3 separate regions of the Homo sapiens genome follow, and all the other regions are linked to region 1. The links are chromatin contacts, found by Hi-C or POLR2A ChIA-PET in ENCODE. All regions are on one chromosome and are shown on one strand. Each heading gives the region's core, a stretch centred on a gene start or an enhancer-like site at or near the end of the contact. The rest is flanking DNA. Distances are from core to core; before and after follow the strand shown. Region 1 holds the start of DBP (D-box binding PAR bZIP transcription factor). Region 2 holds the start of MYADM (myeloid associated differentiation marker). Region 3 holds the start of CD79A (CD79a molecule).

Region 1 (3,732 bases), core at 18-2,517:
AGAGGAGAGACGGGAGAAAAAGGGACGGAGACGCAGAGTGGGAGAGAGACCCAGAAAGAATGGAGACGGGGGTGGCAGAGACAGGTGGACAGATTCACAGAGATGGGGACAGAATGCCGGGAAGGAATAGACACACAGAAAGACAGCGAACCAGAGAAAGAGAGACGGAAGTTCAGGAATAGGGGGGCAGGGACAGGGTAGGTGGAGGGTTGGGCAGGTGAGAGAAAAAATGACAGCTCTGTAATTTCACTGTAATTACCCAACCCCCATCCCCTGCGCGCTGTACCCCCTTCCCCTCCCCCACCATCTGTAAGGGGCAGGAAGGGGCTCTATTCCTGGGGCACATCCCTCATCCCTAGACTCCATGTGACCCCATGACGCCCCGCCCAAGCCCGTGTCACCACCGTGTGAGCACCCGACACACCCCCTCCCTGGGACCCCAGGGGTCCAGACTCCCGGACCAAAAGGAAGAGGAGGCTGGGGCCTACACTCTTGTGAACTAAGCGGGGAGGACGTTGGGGACGTTGGTGCCTGGGTCCTTAGGGTGGACGGGCTTCAGAGCCGGCGCTTTTGGGTCCTGGGCGCTAAGGGATCTAGGGGCCTAAACACCTGAGTAATTGAGTAGATTAAGGTTGGGAAGATGGACTCCCCGCACGCAGGTTTCTATGGGACCCCACCCCACGGCACCTGAGTCCCTAAGGGGGTAGGGTGTCCGAAGTGGGTGAGATGGGGGTTAGAACTCACAGCTGGCCGGCTCTTTGGGCTTGCTGGTCCCCTGCAGAAGGCTCCGCAACCCAAGCAGCGCTCCCCCGCCAGGGGGTGTCCCGGCCGGGCCGCCCAGCAGCAGAGGGGCCGGGGTCCTGTCGCTCACAGGCCGCGCCATCGCCTGGCACCTGCCCCCAGGCTCACGGGTTCATGGAGAGGCGAAGGGCTGGCCTGCCAGTCACCAGCACACTCCAGTGGTTTGGACGAGTGTCTGCCCAGGGGCGGGCGAGTGTAGCCTGCAACCCTCCAGTATCCAGAACGCTGCAAATCCTAGGAGCGACGGGGATTTGAGGTCCTCGGTGCAGAAACGTGCAACTCAAGAGGGTCCCGGGAGATCATGCAATCTGGGCGAGGGGGTGTCCAGATCAAGCGGTCGGCTCTTTGCAACCGAGGGTGAGAGGGGACTCAAGGCGCTCCTTCTACAAGGTGGGCGAGCCTGGCTCTTGCAAAATCTGCAGCTCTCGCAACGGAAGGCGCTTTGCAATCTGCACCGAGAGGTGTGCGCGGAGGGGCGGAGGAGGGGGCAGGAGGAGGCGGCCGCCTTGAGGCGTGGCCAAAGCAAACTTCTTTCGCGGAAAAAAAAATCCAAACCAAAACACCCGACGCCACAGCGCGCGCCCCTCCTCCGGGTCCCCGCCCGGCGCGTCCAGCCCCGCCAGCCTCTATGGGCATGCAACCCAGCCGCGTGCCTCCCTCCGGCTGCAAACACGGACCAATCGTCTCCGACACCTTGAGACGCACAGCCAATGGGGCCTCTGGGTCCGCCAGGGCCCAGGAGGGCGCGTGAGGGGCTCAGCGCGTGAAGTTGCCTTGCCTTTCGGTGGGAGGCGGGACACTGACCTACATTTGCCCAATGGGAGGCGGTACTGGGGGGCGGGACCGTGACCCAGTTTGGGCCAATGAGGCAGGCGGGAGGGGGAAGCACATGGCTCTGCTCGTGCTGCCTGATGGCGAGGGGGGTGATGGGGGGAAAAGGGGCGCCGCTTAAAGGGGCCGCGGTCCTAAAGATGGTTTTGAGAAGCAGGAAGCCAAAATACCGAGAGCGGAGGTTTAGAAAGAGGAAGATTGGTTTCCGGAAGAAGTCTGTTCTTTAATACCCAAATGTTTCCCCACCGCGCCTAGAATCAGACCACTGAGAAAACAGGAAGTATTCTGTCCCTTTAATAGCTTTGTTTTAGGGGTAACTCCCCTCGCCTTGTGGGGAGGCTTAGGACGGGCGGGTGCAATCCTCGAAGGGGAGTCTCAGCGACCATGGGGGACACCATCCACTGTAAGACAGAGAACAACGGCAGGGGGCGTCAGTATAGGATGGAAGGGGCGGGGGGTGTGCAGGGGGCGTGGGCTGCGCCGCGCTGGGCCCTACCGTCGGAAGTCTGCGAGCGGGGAACCAGAATGTACTAGGTCGAGAAGCACTGGGCTGAACCACAAGAAGCCAATAGGAGGGGGGAATCGGGACGTCCAGATTCAGCAGTAGGCTGAACTACTTGAAGGTCTTCATGGGGGGGGGGGGGTGTGGACTGTACCATGTTGCGAAGCCGGGGGTGTGTGAGATTCCTGGGCTAAACCACAGGGAGGCAGAGGTGGAGGGAAGGGGTTGTACCTTGTAGATTCTCAGTAAGGGGGAAGGGAGCATCAGATTGTGGAACAGCGTAAGGTAGTACGACTTGGAAAGGGAGAGAGGATCCAAATTGTACCATTTTGGAAATTCACAGTAATAGGAAGCACAGAACAGTAGGTAATTGGACCATAGGAAGGCAGGGGTCAAGGGTTATAGACCAAGTTACAAAGCAGTGAAGAGGAAAGACAAATCGTGGGCTAGCAATGGCCTAGGGCTGGCAGGTGGACTGTACCACATAGACATGTAGGGAAAGAGAGAAAAAGAGACAGCTCACGAGGCTAGACCATATAGACGCAGGAAGGAGGATGGGACTGAATCACACTGAGACACCAAGGGGAGACACATATAAGAGGGTTAGCCCAAGACTTAGAGGGGGTGCAGACTGGACCATACCATGCAGGCGGTAGTTGGGGCCTCGGCAGCGCCTCTCGGGGTGCCGGGGGTCCCTGTTGCCCCTCAGTGCCCTGTGGGCCAAGGGCTGCAGGGGCCGGCTGTTACCGCTGAGGCTCTGGAAGATCTGAGATGGAGGATTCTGGCTCAGGAGTCTCAGGGAGTGCATCTGCAGTGGAAGGAGGGTGGGAAACTGGGAGTGAATAGTGAATGGTCTTGGTGACGTCACGCAGGAAACCCCGCCCCTGGGAGCAGGTGGGCGGGGTCTGTTCTCAGCCCCACCCACCCCCAAGGTGGTCTGACCCTCTTACCTACTTGAGTTCAGTCTATGAGGAGAGGGAGGGCAGGTGAGCAAGGGGATGCCCAGGCCAGTGAGTGGAGTACCCAGGCCTAGGAAGGGCGGTGCGGACAGAGGGTCACCTGAAGGGAGGTGATATTGAGGGCCCGGTCAATGAGGATCCAGGTGACAGTCTCGGAGCAGGGCGGGGTGCTGAGAGAGCCCTGATAGGTGATGAAGCCGAAGGATTCAGGGAACAGGAGCTCCAGGCTCAGGTCTTGAAGAAAGTAGGCATCATCTGCGGGAATATCAGGCCAGAGTAAAGAGGGATGGCACTCTTGAACCCCCTCGTGTGTGACCACTGCCCCCAGCACGCCAGGGACTTACTCTTGTAGGAGATGCGAGTGATGGTGTCGCGGTTAAGGAGGCGACTGAGGAATGGGTTAGAGGTACTGGCAACCTGTGTGGGGGTACGAGGTGAGGACACAGGAGCCCAGAAGTCCAAGCCCTCAACCTTCTCCTCCCCCAGGACCCAGGAGTCTGGGCCTCCCAGCACCCCGCTTCCCTCAGACCCCGGGTTCCAGGCACCCAACTGCTCCCTCCCTCTGAATCTCGCCTCCGCTCACGTTGACAAAGAGGCTGAGAATGGCCAGGCCATTGGGGCCGCGGGAGGCAGCGCTGA
Region 2 (3,815 bases), core at 18-2,517, 5.2 Mb after region 1:
TTGGATCCCTTCCCCTCTTGCAGGATCCGTGAATCCAGAGCCCCAAGCCCCAGCCCCAGCCCCATCCTCATTAAAATTCTGAGTCCCTCCCTCCATCCAGGAGTCAGGAATGTAGGCCAAAAATATCGCTGCCTTCCAGACCCAGGCGGCTAGGCTTGCAACACCTGCTCGGAAAACCCGAGTCTGAGCTTTAATGGTTCTATTATGATGATCATGATGATTTATTTTTAATAGAGCAGAGTCTCCTTATGTTGCCCAGGCTGGTCTCGAACTCCTGGGCTCAAGGGATCCTCCCTCCTCAGCCTCCCGAAATGCTGGGATTACAGGCGTGAGCCACCGCGCCCAGGCCTGATTGTTCTTTTGAGCCAAGAATCTGGGCCTCAGCCTAGGCATCCTGTGGAGCCCAGGAATCCGGGCCCCCAACTGCTACCGCGCTAGCTCCCAGGAATTTTGCCCCCAACACACCCCACCCCTATCCACTGTGATATCTGAGACCTGCGTCCAGCCCGAGTCCCTTACCCTGCGGCGCCCGGTGCCAGTGGGTACTAGGGGAGCATTTTGCCGCCCCTTCAAGTCCTTAAATACAGGAATCTAGCCTCTGTTTCTTGGGGAGACCCATCAGTCAGGGATCGTAGCCCAGAACCACCTAAAGCCCAGGAATACTGCTCTCAATTCTGCTCTCCCTCAGGGCTCCAAGAGACAGAGATCCTAGCCCCCCCATTGAACTGAGGGGCCTGGTCCCCCAATCCGCTGCGACCCAGGTGTCTAAGGTTTCATCCGGCAAGGAAGGGGTGGGGGCGGAACAGACCAGGAAGGAGGGGGTAGGAAGGGAGCGGAAGAAAGGAGTGAGGTGAGACGGGGGCGGGGACCTGAGCTGGGGGGCTCTGCACTAAACAAACCCTAAACATGCGGGGTTTCTATGGTAACGGTCTTCCCTGGCCTACCCGGGAGACTCCTCTAGGGCTGTGTCGAGGAGGGCAGCCCCCAGGAGTCTCCACGCCGCCAGCTGTTGTGTCTTCCTGTTTTGTCACCACGGCAACCGTGACCTCAGCCCTCCACCCTGCTCACTGGGGTGGGGCGGGAGCTCCACGCTACTTTTACTCTGGGGGGCGTGGTCTGCTCTTGGCCCCGCCTCGGGGCGGGGCTGGGATAGCCCAGACTCGGGGAAGTCCCTGTCCACCGCCCTAGCCGGAGCTGCGCCCCGCCCCGGCCCCGCCCCCGTCCCGCCCGCGCTGGCTCCCCAGCCCTCCAACCCCACCCAGCCCTCAGACCCTTCCAGCTGCCGCTGTCGTCTTTGCTTCAGCCGCAGTCGCCACTGGCTGCCTGAGGTGAGGTTGTGGGGACCCCAGAGGGCATAAGCAACAGTCTAGGGTCTTTATGGCCAGAGAGAGGAATGGGCTGGGTCTCAGAATGTCTGGGTCCCTAGAAAGACTGGGGCTGGGCCAGGATTCTTGGGGTTCTGCAGAGGAGAGGGCTGAGGACCTGGACTGTGGAGGTCATACGTCTGGAAGAGTGGGGAAGGGGACCTGGACTCCGGGGTCTGAGGGAGGAGGGGCTGGGGGTCTGGACTCCCGGGTCCGAGGCAGGAGGGGCTGGGGGGTCTGGACTCCTGGGTCCGAGGGAGGAGGGGCTGAGGGCCTGGACTCCTGGGTCTGAGGGAGGAGGAGCTGGGCCTGGACTCCTGAGTCTGAGGGAGGAGGGGCTGGGTCTGCGGGAGTAGAGAGATGGGGACTCGTAGGTGCCCTAGTTGGAGGCTGGAATCTGGTACGTGGAGGTCCTTTAGGAGGGGAAGCGCTTAGGGTTAGGTGTCCTGGGTTTGGGAATGAGAATGGAAGGAATTCAGAATTACTGACCCCTCCCCATCCAGGGGACAGACAGAATCGGAACTTTGGGCTCCTGAAAGGCCGAGGGAGGGGGGTGTTAAGATCCAGCCCCGTGCTTCCGAAGTGCAGAAGGAGCTGGGAAAGGAGGAGAAGACAGGGCTGCGTCCCGCACCTCTGGGTGCCGAGAGCCGAAGCTGGGGTTCCGGGGCCCGATTCTCAGCGTGAGCGATGGGTGTGGCGTCTGGAGTGGACGAGGGAGGACACTGAGGGGCTGGGTGTGGCCCGGAGAGTCGGGTGCGCTGCGAGGAATCCCGGAGGGGTGTTTCCTCACCCTCCAGGGTCTGGCTGCGCATTCCTGAGCTCTGATCTCGGGCGATGGCTGGAGGCCCTAAGGGCGGGGTGGACCCCTCCCCTCCCCTCCCCTCGGCGCGCCCCCCTCCCCTGCGCGCCCCCCTCCGCGGCTAGCCCACCTTCCGCGGGGGACAGAATGAGTGACGCCCTCGCTCGTCCTCCTCCCCTGCTTGGGACGGGGCAGTAGCCCGCCTTCTAGAGCACGGGACGCTGGGCCAGTCCCGATTTCCTTCTCCTTCGAGGGTCCTGGAGGGGCGTGGGGGCAGGCAGTGTCTGGCTCCGGGTGGAGCCTCCCAGGTGCTCCCGCAAGCCCCGAATGGCGATTAGGGAGGCCGTGGGAGGCGTAGCTGGGCCTCGGGCCTGACGCCAGCACCGCGTGCAGTTTCCGGCCTGGAGCCTGAGCCCCTCAGAGGCCCGGGTCCCTGCCCACTCCGGTCTTAGAGATGCTCTTGGGGGGGCTCTCAGCCCATGTTTATAGGGATCCAGAAATGCAGGCCTCCAACCCTGAGAGTCGGGGTCCCCACCCCCCGGAAATCCGGGAGAGGGCGGGCAGCCCCGGAGGCGGGCGGGGGTCCGGGCACCGCCTCCTGGTCCCTGACACATTCCAGATGCCTGGGCCGACTCGAAGCCCTTATAAGGCGCGGAGACACCGGCTCTGGCTGGGCCGCCCGCCTCCACAGCCGCCGCCCAGGGTTCTCCCGCCACTGCCGCCCGCACCCCCGCCCCCGCGGGGTTAAGATCACACACGCGCCCACGCCGGCCCGCGGGGCGTGCACTTTCGCTGGGTTCCGTCCGCCGCAGCCCAAACAGTTAACTGAACGGGGAGGGGAGGGGGCGGGGCTTACCCGGGGTCACCGCCAGGGCCCTGCTGGGTTCCACGCCACGTTCCTGTCTCCGCAGGGCGTTCGATCCCTAGAGGGAGGAGCCTGTCCAAACGGACGCTAACGGCCTACCTCCCCCTCAGGTGCTCTTACAGCCTGTTCCAAGTGTGGCTTAATCCGTCTCCACCACCAGATCTTTCTCCGTGGATTCCTCTGCTAAGACCGCTGGTGAGTAGGCAGCGGGCCTGGACTCCGGGGTCCGAGGGAGGAGGGGCTGGGGGCCTGGACTCCGGGGTCCGAGGGAGGAGGGGCTGGGGGCCTGGGCTCCTCGGTCCGAGGGAGGAGGGGCTGGGGGCCTGGGGGCCTGGGCTCCTGGGTCCGAGGGAGGAGGGGCTGGGGGCCTGGGCTCCTGGGTCCGAGGGAGGAGGGGCTGGGGGTCTGGACTCCGGGGTCCGAGGGAGGAGGGGCTGGGGTCTGGACTCCTGGGTCCGAGGAAGGAGGGGCTGGGGTCTGGACTCCTGGGTCCGAGGAAGGAGGGGCTGGGGGCCTGGGCTCCTGGGTCCGAGGGAGGAGGGGCTGGGGTCTGGACTCCTGGGTCCGAGGGAGGAGGGGCTGGGGTCTGGACTCCTGGGTCCGAGGGAGGAGGGGCTGGGGGCCTGGACTCCGGGGTCCGAGGGAGGAGGGGCTGGGGGCCTGGACTCCGGGGTCCGAGGGAGGAGGGGCTGGGGTCTGGACTCCTGGGTCCGAGGGAGGAGGGGCTGGGGGCCTGGGCTCCTGGGTCTGAGGGAGGAGGGGCTGGGGGCCTGGGCTCCTGGGTCTG
Region 3 (4,009 bases), core at 543-3,042, 6.8 Mb before region 1:
CAAGACAAGATGAGCTCTCTGTGTCTCTGTGTGTCCCTCCCCAGACCCAACCCTGGCGTCCCCCAGAGGTAACCCCTCCCAGGAACTGGGCGTTTGCCACTCCCCTGCACGGGTCTACACCTCTGCTACAAACGTGTGTCCCTAAGCAGCGGACGCCTTTTGAAAACAAGTCAACTGTATCATGCTACGATATTTTTTCTGATGTTTGTGCTGTTTCTGAGACAGCCTTATGACACCTTCCCCTATTCTGTAGCATTCTGTTGGCTCACTTTGCCACAGTGTATGCACCCATTCTCCCACAAATGGACTTTTCATTTGCTTCTCAATGTTTGCTACCAAAAATCTCCCTGCAATAAATTTATTTTATATATCCCCTTGTATGTGTGTGAGGGTCCCCTAACTGCTCACAAATATCTCAGCAACTCCGCCCTCCCCACTCAGACCTCATTTCCCTCCTACCAGACATGCTCAAAGGAAACTGGGAGCAACACAAAGATGACTTTGAATCTCTGTCCACCACCCCTAGACTGTATGACACCCGCAAGTGACAACCTCCCCTCTCTGGCCTCGGTTTCCCCCTCTGTAAAATGGGGGATGGCCTACCTTGCCAGTCATGGCAGGTCAATATAAAACAACTTCTGGCTGTGCACAGTGGCACATGCCTGTAATCCCAGCACTTTGGGAAGCTGAGGCAGGAGGATTGCTTGAGGCCAGGAGTTCAAGACCAGCCTGGGCAATATAGCAAGATCCCATCCCTCTTAAAAAAAAAAAAGAAGAAAAATATATGTTGTTGTTGTTATTATTGTTATTATTAGAGACAGAGTTTCGCTTTTGTCACCCAGGCTGGAGTGCAATGGTGTGATCTCAGCTCACTGCAACCTCCACCTCCTGGGTTCAACTGATTCTCCTGCCTCAGCCTCCTGAGTAGCTGGAATAATAGGCATGTGCCACAACATCTGGCTAATTTTGTATTTTTAGTAGAGATGGGGTTTCGCCATGTTGGCCAGGCTGGTCTCAAACTCGACCTCAGGTGATTCTCCTGTCTCAGCCTCCCAAAGGGCTGGGATTACAGGCATAAGCCACCATAGCTGGCCTGTTTTTTTAAAAAAAGAATTCCAGTAAAGAGCTGATCATGGTTCTCACTCCTTGAATACCAGGAACACCATCTCGTATCACATAATGAGACAGGGAGACATTCTGGTCCTCATCTCACAGATGAAAAATGTCAAGCTTCGAAGGATCAAAGTGCCCACCTAGTCACACGGGTAGTCAGCCACAGGTCAGCCTGCCTTATTTATTCTTCATGAGTATTTATAGTGACTAACATTTACTGGGCGCCTACTGTGGGCCATTTCTGTGCATGTGACAACCCCTTTAAGTCCTTGTTTCTAATCCCAAGAAGCAAGGAAATGGGGTCAGGGAAGGGACAAGGTTTGCCCAAGTCCAGGCAGGGGGAGAGGTCAAGCTCAGAACCATCACCTGCCCATGACACATGCCCAGGACTCAGGTTCCCTAGGCTTCCTTCCAAAGGCTCAGCAGTGACGAGCCAGCCCTTGAACCAGCCTCTTCCCCCACCCAAGCAGCCACCTCTCAGGGGAATTGTGGCCACCACAGGTGCAGGGAGCAGTTTCTCTCCACTCACAGCCTGAAGCATACCCGGCAGGGGCTGTCCCCAGGCCCAACAAGCAAAGGGCCCAGTAGCGAGGGCCACTGGAGCCCATCTCCGGGGGGCTGGGCAGGAAGTAGGGTGGGGTTTGGGGTAGGGATCTGGTACCCTGGGACTGCTGCAACTCAAACTAACCAACCCACTGGGAGAAGATGCCTGGGGGTCCAGGAGTCCTCCAAGCTCTGCCTGCCACCATCTTCCTCCTCTTCCTGCTGTCTGCTGTCTACCTGGGTATGTGGCCAAAGGGCAGGAACTGGCGGGAGGTGGGGGAAGCTGTGGAGGCTGCAGAGAGGGCACAGGCAGAGGGAAGGGGGCTCAGGGAAAGGGGAAGAGGAGGCAGAGGATAGGGGACCCAGGGAAGATGCCTATAGAAATCGTATCTGTGCCAAGATGGGCCAAGGTGGGGCTGGAGGGAGCCCAGCGAAGGAGAAGGGGCGTCCACAGTCTCACACAGGGAGGCAGGAGCAAGAGTCACCTCCCCCACCTCCTGTTCCCCACAGGCCAAAATAAGGAACTAAAGTTGCTCTTGACTGAGCACCAGGGCTGGGGGCAGGAAGGGGACTTAGGGGTAGCAGCATTCAGCGTCTGTCAAGGGGAGAAAAAGCTTTCTCTGCCTTAAACCTCAGGTGCCTCTCTCTGTTGGGAGTCCCTTCTCAGCACTGGGGGAATGGGTGTCTCATGGACTCCCCCTCACCTGCTCAAGGACAGCTGGCAGGGGCTGTGGCCACGCTAACCCAGGAGTTCAGAGAAAAAGGTTCCCCACCCAAGGGGACACTGGGAGCAAGGATTGGAGTTCACGTCTGAGTCTTAAGCCCGTGACGATGAGGGTGCTCGGCCCCTCTCCCCATCTCTTCCTCCTTCTCTCTTCCTCACCTCCCTCCTCCACCTACCTCCAGAAGAGGGGACTGGCCATGTGGGAGGCCTGGCTGAGAGCTGGGGCTTCCCAGAGGAGCCCGGATTGGACACTGCAGCCAGCCTGAGCCGCCTCGTCTCACTCAGAGACACCCCCAGTCTCCACCCCGCTCTGAGCCCCTTCAATCACCAGCAGCCCAGCCCAAGGACTGAACTCACCCCTGACCCCTAGGTTGACACATACAACTTACAGAGAATGAGGGCCAGGCACAGGGTCACAGGCCAGGGCAGGCCACAGACTGGCTCCTCAGCCCAGGCAGGGAGAGGCCAGGGAGCCAAGAGTTTGAACCCAGTGCCACTCCTGACTGCCTGGTGATGCTGGCAACCCGCCTGCCCTCCCAGAGCCTCAGCCATCCCTCCTGTAAAATGGGGCTAAGGAGAGAACCTACTTCTAGGGTTCTGTGAATGATTACACAAGAAAAAGCGCCAGGTGCTGGGCCTGGCTGAGGCTGGGGTGCAAAAATGGACCGGGAAGGCTGCGGGAGGAGGGGACGCCTGCACTGCTTCTGGAAGGAGCTGTCTGGACAGCGGTCCTCCAGTGCCTGGAACAAACATCCAAAATCCAGAGAGTTCACAGGGCCAGAGTACAAAGTGGGTATGCGGGAGGGGGGCAAGAGATGGCGCTGCAGAGGTGAGAAGGGCCTCCCAGGGGTCTTACCATCCCAGGGAGTCTCATTCTCCTCTCCCAGGATATCCTCACCCACCCCAACCAGGTATGTCCTCTCTCCTTCCCAGGGGCTTCTTCACTTTCCCGCATCCCCCCTCTCCCCAGGATGTATCAGCCCCTGTCAGGGGCTCTCTCTCTCCCTCCCCACCCAGGAGAGTCCTCACCCTCTTCCCAGGAGTGCTGGAACTGCAGGGGCCAGGGCTGGGGAAATGTGTCACCATCCCCAGTCCCTGACCCACCCACCCTGTCTCTCCACAGGCCCTGGGTGCCAGGCCCTGTGGATGCACAAGGTCCCAGCATCATTGATGGTGAGCCTGGGGGAAGACGCCCACTTCCAATGCCCGCACAATAGCAGCAACAACGCCAACGTCACCTGGTGGCGCGTCCTCCATGGCAACTACACGTGGCCCCCTGAGTTCTTGGGCCCGGGCGAGGACCCCAATGGTACGCTGATCATCCAGAATGTGAACAAGAGCCATGGGGGCATATACGTGTGCCGGGTCCAGGAGGGCAACGAGTCATACCAGCAGTCCTGCGGCACCTACCTCCGCGTGCGCCGTGAGTGGCCCAGCCCTGGCCCCTACTCCCACTGTCCCGCTGGGGACACTCGGTTTATCTTTGAAGTGGGGATAGAGCCAGTACCTTCAATGTGGGTTTCAAACCGGCTTGGACAGAGGGACGGACATTCTCCTCTGCAGAGTGGGGTCTCTGGGGGGTCTGGGGCCTTGCAGGAGGTGGGCGGGGCCAGGAGGCTAGGGAGGGCA

The links. A loop is a pair of places that touch in the nucleus more often than their neighbours do. ChIA-PET counts read pairs that join two places held with the same protein, here RNA polymerase II (POLR2A). Pooled maps may share reads with other maps.
Region 2: a pooled map shows a loop between it and region 1 (7-fold over the local background). The contact joins the promoter of MYADM here to the promoter of DBP in region 1. A Hi-C loop is called at or near these places in 1 of 168 maps with a recorded cell type or tissue (CD4-positive, alpha-beta T cell) and 6 of 50 pooled maps. POLR2A ChIA-PET finds 5 or more read pairs at or near these places in 1 of 52 experiments (A673).
Region 3: a pooled map shows a loop between it and region 1 (5-fold over the local background). The contact joins the promoter of CD79A here to the promoter of DBP in region 1. A Hi-C loop is called at or near these places in 2 of 50 pooled maps. POLR2A ChIA-PET finds 5 or more read pairs at or near these places in 3 of 52 experiments (CD4-positive, alpha-beta T cell, GM10248 and activated T-cell).

What each region holds. Positions count from the first base shown.
Region 1 is chr19:48,636,112-48,639,843 of GRCh38, forward strand. It overlaps DBP (D-box binding PAR bZIP transcription factor), which reads right to left and starts at 1,268. Exons shown (of 4, transcript NM_001352.5): 1 at 745-1,268. The coding sequence starts at 883. It overlaps CA11 (carbonic anhydrase 11), which reads right to left. Exons shown (of 9, transcript NM_001217.5): 5 at 3,677-3,732; 6 at 3,438-3,510; 7 at 3,194-3,348; 8 at 2,777-2,942; 9 at 1,835-2,033. The coding sequence ends at 2,008. It also overlaps the pseudogene SEC1P. RefSeq lists silencers at 856-975, 1,206-1,315, 1,486-1,705 and an enhancer at 2,316-2,485.
Region 2 is chr19:53,866,616-53,870,430 of GRCh38, forward strand. MYADM (myeloid associated differentiation marker) reads left to right here and starts at 1,268. Exons shown (of 3, transcript NM_138373.5): 1 at 1,268-1,328; 2 at 3,139-3,223. MYADM-AS1 (MYADM antisense RNA 1) reads right to left here and starts at 2,492. Exons shown (of 3, transcript NR_184033.1): 1 at 2,294-2,492. RefSeq lists enhancers at 73-1,048, 2,158-3,071, 3,072-3,815 and a silencer at 2,824-2,883.
Region 3 is chr19:41,875,487-41,879,495 of GRCh38, forward strand. CD79A (CD79a molecule) reads left to right here and starts at 1,793. Exons shown (of 5, transcript NM_001783.4): 1 at 1,793-1,897; 2 at 3,504-3,803. The coding sequence starts at 1,819. RefSeq lists an enhancer at 458-527 and a silencer at 1,935-1,994.